Linked DNA regions of Homo sapiens: regions 1 and 2 are each linked to region 3. A link is a contact called in ENCODE Hi-C or POLR2A ChIA-PET data. All regions are on one chromosome and are shown on one strand. The core of a region is the stretch at or near the end of the contact, and the rest is flanking DNA. Distances in the headings are between cores, read along the strand shown. Region 1 holds the start of TSPYL4 (TSPY like 4). Region 2 holds the start of CALHM6-AS1 (CALHM6 antisense RNA 1). Region 3 holds the start of NUS1 (NUS1 dehydrodolichyl diphosphate synthase subunit).

Evidence for each region. Hi-C counts contacts between places; a loop is a spot of excess contacts on that map. ChIA-PET counts read pairs that join two places held with the same protein, here RNA polymerase II (POLR2A). Pooled maps may share reads with other maps.
Region 1: a loop to region 3 is called in a map of HepG2, with 11 times the contacts of the local background. The contact joins the promoter of TSPYL4 here to the promoter of NUS1 in region 3. A Hi-C loop is called at or near these places in 1 of 168 maps with a recorded cell type or tissue (HepG2) and 7 of 50 pooled maps. POLR2A ChIA-PET finds 5 or more read pairs at or near these places in 2 of 52 experiments (Caco-2 and OCI-LY7).
Region 2: a pooled map shows a loop between it and region 3 (3-fold over the local background). The contact joins the promoter of CALHM6-AS1 here to the promoter of NUS1 in region 3. A Hi-C loop is called at or near these places in 4 of 50 pooled maps.

Annotation. Positions count from the first base shown.
Region 1 is chr6:116,252,396-116,255,350 of GRCh38, reverse strand. It overlaps TSPYL4 (TSPY like 4), which reads left to right and starts at 1,276. Exons shown (of 1, transcript NM_021648.5): 1 at 1,276-2,955. The coding sequence starts at 1,343. The coding sequence ends at 2,587. It also overlaps a transcript of DSE not described here. RefSeq lists enhancers at 905-1,134, 1,545-1,704.
Region 2 is chr6:116,462,454-116,465,868 of GRCh38, reverse strand. It overlaps CALHM6-AS1 (CALHM6 antisense RNA 1), which reads left to right and starts at 2,165. Exons shown (of 2, transcript NR_174951.1): 1 at 2,165-2,250. CALHM6 (calcium homeostasis modulator family member 6) reads right to left here. Exons shown (of 3, transcript NM_001010919.3): 2 at 3,415; 3 at 2,098-2,586. The coding sequence ends at 2,164.
Region 3 is chr6:117,674,085-117,677,368 of GRCh38, reverse strand. It overlaps NUS1 (NUS1 dehydrodolichyl diphosphate synthase subunit), which reads right to left and starts at 1,900. Exons shown (of 5, transcript NM_138459.5): 1 at 1,284-1,900. The coding sequence starts at 1,698. It overlaps LOC101927919 (a long non-coding RNA gene), which reads left to right and starts at 2,085. Exons shown (of 3, transcript NR_110854.1): 1 at 2,085-2,272; 2 at 2,534-2,722.

The DNA.
Region 1 (2,955 bases), core at 27-2,526, 1.4 Mb after region 3:
TACACTCCTTCCCTCGCTAGAAGTCTCAGTATATATGATGTATTCCTCTAAGAGGAATCCTTTTTCTCTAAATCTGTACTTCTGAGCCTGTATTTGAAAGTGATCATAATCTGGGGGGCTTAAAATGGAGTTTCTTTTACAAAGAGTTATAATCATAACCGTTTATTTGAATATAAATTTGACATTAAACATAAATATGCAAAATTTAAATTTCCCTTTGGTCTTGCATTTTTCTAAGGATTAACACCATTATTCTCACACTCCAACAAACTAATATATTGTACTGATAATCACTATCAAATGAATTGTAAGAGCTAACTGACTCGAATAGACAATAACTAACCTTACTTTTAAAGTATTTTAAGAGACAGTAGCATAGATGCCTGCACATAGCTGATTATTGCTCCTGTGCTGCAGTGAATTACCACATGAACACATTTTGAAAAGATTTGTTAGCTTCATGTCCACAGGCATTATGAAGCAGGAACCACTTTTAGATTAAGATTGTAACCTGAGGAAAAGAACATATGCATCAGTTTAGAAATTAAAATCCCCTGAGATATTTCTTTCAGTAATGCTTAAAAGCCTAAATTTGTGCTCGTGTGCCAGTCACCTCTACGTAAGGAAAAACATTTTGCTACTCTTTGTTAAAAGTGAAGAGGAAATATTGTCCACTTGTTTTGTAGATGTTGGCCAAATTATATAAACTTTAAAATCTGTAAGACAAATTGAAATATTCCTTTATTATGTCTTGTTAGGATGAGAGAAGTTTGCCTTTCAGCTGCTCCTTAATTTTAAAAATAACAACACAGCAACACTTCTCTTTAAAATCAAACTCTGCTCATTTAAATTCTTTGGTAATAGCCATGAATCCACACCTTAAAAGAAGGAAGGCCTGTGAGTTCGTGAATCCACTTTCCTACTCAGGAGAAGCCCTATGAACTGACTTGAATAGACAGTAACTCACCTTAAAGTAAATATTTTCAGAAACAATAGGTTAGGTGCCTTAGAAATTCATTCAGAGGCTTAGAAATCCACATTAACACAGTTCTTACATGCTTGAGTCTGGTCTACATCCATTTACGTAAGTAAAACTCCCCTTCCAGACTGACGAAATTCTTTTTGTGACAAGAAGACAAAGGAATACGATGGATTGATAAGCGTAGTCAACCGCGCAGAGAGTTCTCGCGCGATGTTACGACGCTACCGCCCTGACATCACCAGTTGCCATGGTAGCACCGCCGAGAGTAAAGGAGGGGTGGTGCTAGACGTTTCGGGCAGAGCTCGGCCGCTGCGGAGGACAAGGAACTCTCCCTCTCCCACTAGTCTGACTTCTTCCAAAATGAGCGGCCTGGATGGGGGCAACAAGCTCCCTCTCGCCCAAACCGGCGGCCTGGCTGCTCCCGACCATGCCTCAGGAGATCCGGACCGAGACCAGTGCCAAGGGCTCCGTGAAGAAACCGAGGCGACACAGGTGATGGCGAACACAGGTGGGGGCAGCCTGGAGACCGTTGCGGAGGGGGGTGCATCCCAGGATCCTGTCGACTGTGGCCCCGCGCTCCGCGTCCCAGTTGCCGGGAGTCGCGGCGGTGCAGCGACCAAAGCCGGGCAGGAGGATGCTCCACCTTCTACGAAAGGTCTGGAAGCAGCCTCTGCCGCCGAGGCTGCTGACAGCAGCCAGAAAAATGGCTGTCAGCTTGGAGAGCCCCGTGGCCCTGCTGGGCAGAAGGCTCTAGAAGCCTGTGGCGCAGGGGGCTTGGGGTCTCAGATGATACCGGGGAAGAAGGCCAAGGAAGTGACGACTAAAAAACGCGCCATCTCGGCAGCAGTGGAAAAGGAGGGAGAAGCAGGGGCGGCGATGGAGGAAAAGAAGGTAGTGCAGAAGGAAAAAAAGGTGGCAGGAGGGGTGAAAGAGGAGACACGGCCCAGGGCCCCGAAGATCAATAACTGCATGGACTCACTGGAGGCCATCGATCAAGAGTTGTCAAACGTAAATGCCCAGGCTGACAGGGCCTTCCTTCAGCTTGAGCGCAAGTTTGGCCGCATGCGAAGGCTCCACATGCAGCGCAGAAGTTTCATTATCCAGAATATCCCAGGTTTCTGGGTTACTGCCTTTCGAAACCACCCCCAGCTGTCACCTATGATCAGTGGCCAAGATGAAGACATGCTGAGGTACATGATCAATTTGGAGGTGGAGGAGCTTAAACACCCCAGAGCAGGCTGCAAATTCAAGTTCATCTTTCAGGGCAACCCCTACTTCCGAAATGAGGGGCTTGTCAAGGAATATGAACGCAGATCCTCTGGCCGGGTGGTGTCTCTTTCCACTCCAATCCGCTGGCACCGAGGCCAAGACCCCCAGGCTCATATCCACAGAAACCGGGAAGGGAACACTATCCCTAGTTTCTTCAACTGGTTTTCAGACCACAGCCTTCTAGAATTCGACAGAATTGCAGAGATTATCAAAGGAGAACTGTGGCCCAATCCCCTACAATACTACCTGATGGGTGAAGGGCCCCGTAGAGGAATTCGAGGCCCACCAAGGCAGCCAGTGGAGAGCGCCAGATCCTTCAGGTTCCAGTCTGGCTAATCTCTGTCCTGTGAGAAGCTTCTGCACAAGTTTCCTTACCACCTCCTCTTGGACCTATGCTTGGCCAACAGCATGCAGTCTTCCATCTGCTTTCTCTTCATACTGTGGATTATCTTTTCCTTTGGTTCTAAATCTTCAGTAATCGGTTGCAAGATTGTTGGCTTACCTGCCTGTGCCATTCTTCCTCTGGGCCTTCATGCTTTTCTGCATTGTGTTAACATGTTTCAAGTGCATGGCCTTCTACGGCTTCTATGCCAAGCGTATGATACTATAGATATAGTGTACCATACTGCCTTTCTTTGCATGGCTTGGACCCTATCTGTGACCATGCTCTTCTCCCAATTTAAGTGGTTCTGTACCACAAAGAA
Region 2 (3,415 bases), core at 916-3,415, 1.2 Mb after region 3:
GGAGCATAAATCAAAACAATGGAGACAATATGATACTACTGAAGATGCAAGTATAAGTGATAGAACATAAAAAAAGTTTTGAAAGGAAAGAATATACAAAAAGATATTGGAGGCTGGGCGCAGTGGCTCACATCTGTAATCCCAGCACTTTGAGGCTGAGGCAAGCAGATTGCTTGAGCCCAGGAGTTCGAGACCAGCCTGGGCAACATGGTGAAACCCCATTTCTACAAAAAGTACAAAAATTAGCTGGGCATGGTGGCACATGCCTGTGGTCCCAGTTACTCAGGAGGCTGGGGTGGGAGGATCACTTGAGTCAGGGAGGCAGAGTTTGCGGTGAGCCAAGATCTTGCCACTACACTCCAGCCTGGGTGACAGAGTGAGATCCTGTCTCAGACGAAAAAGGAAGCAGCAATTGGAAAATGAAATAAAGGAAGTAAAAATGAAACTAGGTATGATATGATTTTCAAAAGCATTCTTTTAGGGAATGAAAAAAAGCTGATCACGCTGTTTCTGCTGCCAACTTTCTTGTTACGCATGACTCTCAACAACAGGATATTCTGCCCTGTAGGTTAGTTCTTTTTAACGGCCTTATGCAGAAAAAGGTAAACAGAAATCAGCATAAGCTTCTGCCAAAAGAGGAAGAAGGGCTAAATATGACCAGTGCTCAATTATTTTATAGTTTAAAGTTTTTTTATCTCATATTTTAAAATTCAGAAAACAGCCACAAATTTGGGGAATGGGCAGGAATGACAAGCTAATGGAAGGCAAGGATCGCTGAAAAGTCCCGGCATTATAAAGTTACAGAATTTTATCCGTAGATATAATTGCTCTCACCGTCTTTAGAGACTTTCTATCAACAAATCCTGCCACATCTATGTACAAAGTCTACCTTGAATCTATCTACTTTTTCCATTTTGGTCCCCATCCACTCAGTTCAAGTTCACTCCCACCTATTTCCACTGTAGTGGCCTCCTGATTAGTCTCTCTCCTTCTACCCTGGCTCTCCTGCTTCCCATGTCATTCCTTTTCTCTCAAGGAAAGCAAACCATCTTCCTAAAATGCTCATATGATGAAAACCAAAATCCTTCTCATGGTTTCCAGGCACTGCACACTCAGTCCCTTGCTCATTTTTTTCAGTCGCCTTTCAGGTTTCCAACTCTGCTAACATCTTTTTCTCCCTAGTCTTTGCACATACTGTTCCTTCAGTAGGACTGAAATGCTCCTTCTTGCTACCCTACAGGATTCAGTTTTCAAAAAGTTTCCTCAAATCCCTTCTCCCCTAATCTAAATCAGGTCACAATTTGCATTTCTTTGTATGGTATTGGTTTTATCTGTATGACTGAAATGCTCCTTCTTGCTACCCTACAGGATTCAGTTTTTAAAAAGCTTCCCCAAATCCCTTCTCCCCTAATCTAAATCAGGTCACAATTTGCATTTATTTGTTTGGTATTGGTTTTATCTGACTTCCCAACTCTGTTGAAGCTGTGTAACAACTACTTGGAGGCTCATAAAACTATCCTCTCTACTTTTGTGTTTAGTTTATATTTACCATAACATATAAGCTTTAACACTTTTCCTCTGATCCTATAAACTAAAAACAACACTTGTTGCCTGCAATTCTCTTAACTACTTTTTCAAATTTCGTATTTTACAAAGTTTATTTTCCTTTTCATGATTAATTTATTATTGTAACCCTATTAGAGTCATAAAATGCTCTAATTTTTGAATGACCACAGCAGGCTCGACTAGAAGCCCAATGTGCCATCAATTGTGCTATAGAACCAGCTAGAATGCCGTAATTTTAAAGTTCCTAACAAGATGTTGTGGGCAAGAAAATGAACTTGAAATTAACATCAGATAACCTAACAGAAATGTCTGAAGTTCAATTGTTCTGCCACTGTTTTTGCTCCAAAAGTCTTTTATTTGAAAAGGACTCTAGAACAAGGATATAAGACTTCTTTTAGTTCTAGCTTTTACTTTGGATGAATCACTTTCTTTTTTTGTTTGTTTTAAATAATATTATAAAGAGGTTAAGCTCTATATTTTAATTTCAGATATAAAATTCCACAATTTGGAAGAAAAAAAGCACTCAAAAAATACCAATGTTTATTTTTTAATAAAGCAATAATTCAAAACAATTTTTTTTTCTACTCATTCAAAAGGTCATAACTCAGGAGTGCTGTTTATACCAGATGAATCTACAAAGCCAAGAACAGGAATCACCGTATCTCCTTCAGTAGACCTGATACTGTGAGTCTTCTCTTTTCTGTTGACATATTTGTGCAACATGCTGTAGTACTGGCCCTTCGGATTGAAAGTATACAGTGATGAAATTTGCTGCCACTCTTTCATGCTTGGAGTGTTATATTCTTTTGGATGCGAGCCCTCAAAGAAACATTTAATATTCTCTTTTGCCAATTCAGTTGCATGCTCTGTGGCTTTACTTTTAAGGATCTGCTGCTCCTGTTCCAAATAGATTTTCCAGAATTTCAGCTGCAGAAAACTAACTGGAGATAGGCATCGGGTGACAGATGTAAAAATCAGAAGAATGATGATAACAACTGCTATCAAGATCCAGCCCAACACCTTAAGAAAACACAACAAAATAGTAATTTAGTTACTTGGTTTTTTACAAGAAATTTAAAAATCCTCAGATAAAGTTTCAACTACTCGCCAGTTATGATGATGAACAAGCAACAGTTTTAGGTCTTAATTCCTTAAGAGTAAGGTGTCGCAGTAACCTCCCTAGCCCCCCAGTACAACTTCTCGTTTGGAAAGTCAACTGTAGTCCAAGTTATGCACTATGATTCTGCCCAGGGAGGAGCCCATACCATTCCCTTAGAACTCAAAATGTGGAATTTCTGCAAATCCTGGGAAAGAAGTGTTCATTTTAAAGAACCTCTGAGCTTTCTAAGTCCAGTGGTGGCTTTAGAGCCAGACAAACCCATTTTATTCTATAGACCCCTTTAATTCTAACAATTCTGCTTTCTATTGGCTGGGCAAACAACTTTACTTAGACTCAGTGAAGTCACTATATAGGGGAGATACGAAACTATTACTTGTAATGGCAAAACCGCAATTTTGCACCCAACAGAGCTGTTGTGAGACGTAAAAATAATGCAGGAGGTCAAGGGCCTAGCGCAGTATCTGGCACTGAGTAGGCGTGCCCACTCTCACTCCCACTTTCCACGATTCATGTACAGTGCCAGATACTACGGGAATGCGTTTTTCTCCTTTTCATTCGTTTTATTCAGATATTCTCTTGACGGCAAATTAGATGCAAGGAGCCATTCTAGATTTTCTTAGGGTACTGTATATCTGGAGAAAAGTCACCGATTTTTCCCTCACCCCAGCGGCCCTGAGAAAGCTCGGCCTCTCGGCTCCTCCCAAACGCCCCCAGCGCCAGCGGCAGACC
Region 3 (3,284 bases), core at 651-3,150:
CCTATTCTTCAAGGTCCTGCTTAAATCCCACCTCCACTGCATGAACTTCTCAAGTTCCTTCATTCACAATTTCTCTCCTCTCTTCTCACAATAGTAATTTTACTCTCAACACTTCTTGTTATTAACCATGTCAAATATGTGAGTGTGTGCCTACCTCCTAACAAGCCTGAGAGTCCATGGAATTAAATGCAAGATTCCAAGGAATATGCCTAGCACAGTGCTTTAGGTTTGTAGCTACCCAATAAGTACTGAATTTTTGTACTTACAAAAACTCCCTATGGTGAAATTCATTCCCTCAATCAAAACATATGAGAGGACAATTCTATCAAGTACTGTGTTGGGCACTGATGATGAAGGATCACAAACCATCCCAGCCTTCCAAGACAGAAAGGGACCATTTTCTTTTCTGCCTATCCAATCTCTCACATATTTTTCATAAACCCAGTTCAAATACCACCTGACCCCCACCGCTCCCATTTGCAGTACCTATCACACAGCCCATGCCTAAGTCCTCTATAGCCTCACTGCGACTTAAGAACAGCGCCTGGAAGCTCTCTTAAAGAAACAGTGTGGTGTAACCAAAGGCAAAGATTGTGAAAAAGCACAGAATGGCTAAAATTCCAATATCCTCATTCCGATCTTTGTGGCCCCATTACGATCTTGTGGCCTTGGGCAAATCAGTTAATGTTTTTAAACCTTGGCAAGGGTATACAAATACCATCTACATTACTGCAGTATTATAACGAATAAGAGATTTTTTATTTATTTTTATTTATTTATTTACTTATTTGAGACAGAGTTTCGCTCTTGTTGCCCAGGCTGGAGTGCAGTGGCGCGATCTCGGCTCACCACAACCTCCGCCTCCCGGGTTCCAGCGATTCTCCTGCCTCAGCCTCCCTAGTAGCTGGGATTACAGGCATATGCCACCACGCCCGACTAAACTTGTATTTTTAGTAGAAACGGGGTTTCTCCATGTTAGTCAGGCTGGTCTCGAACTCCCGACCTCAGGTGATCCGTCCGCCTCGGCCTCCCAAAGTGCTGGGATTACAGGCATGAGCCACCGCGCCCGGCCAAGGGATATTTTTAAAATGTTAAAAAGCTACTGAGTCAAATCCAGAGAATTAGTAGGTGTTCAATAAAGCTGATCTCCCTTCCTCGAAAGCGCTAGCGCTGTGATTTGCAGAGAGGCCGCGGCAACTCGTGCCATGGGCACCACCCGCCAGACCAGCGGTCTAGCGGTCCAAGACGCCTCGGCCACCCCCCACCACCGCACCGGGCCTCACCTTGGTGGTCGTAGACGCTAATGTAGGAGATGCCCACGGCCATACACCACACCACGAGGCTCGCGATGTCCGAGAAGCTGGGTTCCTGCTCCACCTCGGTGATCACCAGGCCCATATGCACAGGCAGCTTCTCCAAGGAACGACCGTCCGCGCGCCAGCGCATCCGGTGGTGTGCGGCTGCCAGGCACGACCCCCCGCGCGGGTGCCGGTGGTGACGGCGGTTCCTGCCGACTGCCGGGGGCTTGCGGAGCGTGAAGCCGAGCGGCGCTAGGACCGCGGCAGAGGCGGCGCGGCAGCAGCGCCGCCAGATCCAGTTCCAGGTGCCGAACCGAACGCGGAGCCAGGAGGTGAGCGTGCGGTGCAGACAGAGCAGCGCGTGCAGCACCCGCCACACCAGCTCGTACAGCCCCGTCATACTCTTGTGGCCCTCAGACACCCCCTCTCCCTCCCGCCCACTCCCGCAGCGCGACGGCTTTTTATCCGCCCCTGCGGCCGGCGCGGGCCATCGCTCCGCGTCCCCCCGCCCCCCGAGCCCGAACCCCTTTCCACTGCCAACACCTCACCTCGCCCCCGCCGCCATCTTCCTCCTCCCTTGGCAGCCCCGCCCCCAGTAGTACATGGACAGTTCCGATTGGCCAGCGTGGAATTCTGACGCGGCTTCTGGGTCCGAGAACGTGGCCCGTTCCGGCGCAGTGAGGGAAGGCGCACGCCTGCGAACTAGCCGGGCCGATACCGCGGGCGCCCCCTGGTCGCGTGGAGGGCGATGAGCGAACGACCCGGGACTTGTCTGAATGGGACCCCAGCAAGGCACACGTGGTCTTCAATGCGATGGGCGCTTCCAGGGGACCCGGCGTCCCTTGGGTCCAGGAAGTCTTATACTGTCTCCTCTCACGGCCCCGACAGAAACGGTTTCTGAGGAGTAGAAGTGTCCTAAGTGGATTGGAAATTACAAATGCCGGAAAGAACCTAGGGATGGAAAGCAGCCCTCAGTAAGTGTTGATGCTGGGAATCCACCAGGGTTTCCAAAAGTGTCCTCAAAGGCTGGAGTGATCCTGCTACTGTCCTTTATTCAGCCTCCCGGCTGAGGCTGGGAGCGAGGCTCTTTAGCCATGTTCCTGAAACACCCCTCTACCCATGTCATTCTCATCTAAGGTATCCTTTCCTGGCTGTACATTGCTTAATAGAGGCTCTACAGCTTGGCAGTCCAGTCACTTAATTCTTTTTTTTTTTTTTTTTTTTTATTCGGCAAGACTTTGACCAACCGCCGTGGGTTAGGTTTACAGTGGGGAAAAAAAATAGAAATTGTGCCTGACTTCAATGACCGCCACTATTTGAAGCAAACTGCCCATCCAAGCCTTATCATCCCCTTTAACACCCTAATGTTTCTGTCCATGTGGACTTCGACGTGGTCCTCTAGAATGGTTTTGTACTTCCCCGCGGTAAGTCTGTACTGTCTTTGCCCTTTTTGTTCAAGCTCTTCTCCTGAATTCCTGATTCCCGACTTGGTATTGCCGACATTCCAACCCATTTCTCAAGGTTTATCCTACATGCTACATCCTCTATCATCATATATATGTGTGTGTGCAACAATAATATTTATATTATTTGCATTTATATTTATATAAGTATATATATAAAGATTAGGGAGGTATTACAAAAATGCAACTGTACACATACACACGTATACACACATATTTACACACGTGTGTGTGTGTAAACAGTTGCGTTTTTGTAATACCTACCTATTCTTTGTTCGCTAAAGCCTCTTTTTCCCCCTGGGAAACATCTGTTCACGTCTTGGCTATGTGACTTAATTTTTCTAACATTGTCACTTTTTCAACTAGTCTCATTTTGGTTTCTAAGACTCATTTAACTTTACTTTAAAAGTTGAATCTCATGTCCATCTCCCTTTCGCAGTGCAATTTTCCTCCCTTTGGCAGTGCAGCCTGAAGAACTGAGGGCTGGGCACCAGGCACACCCTTCACACACTTCTTTCTCTCC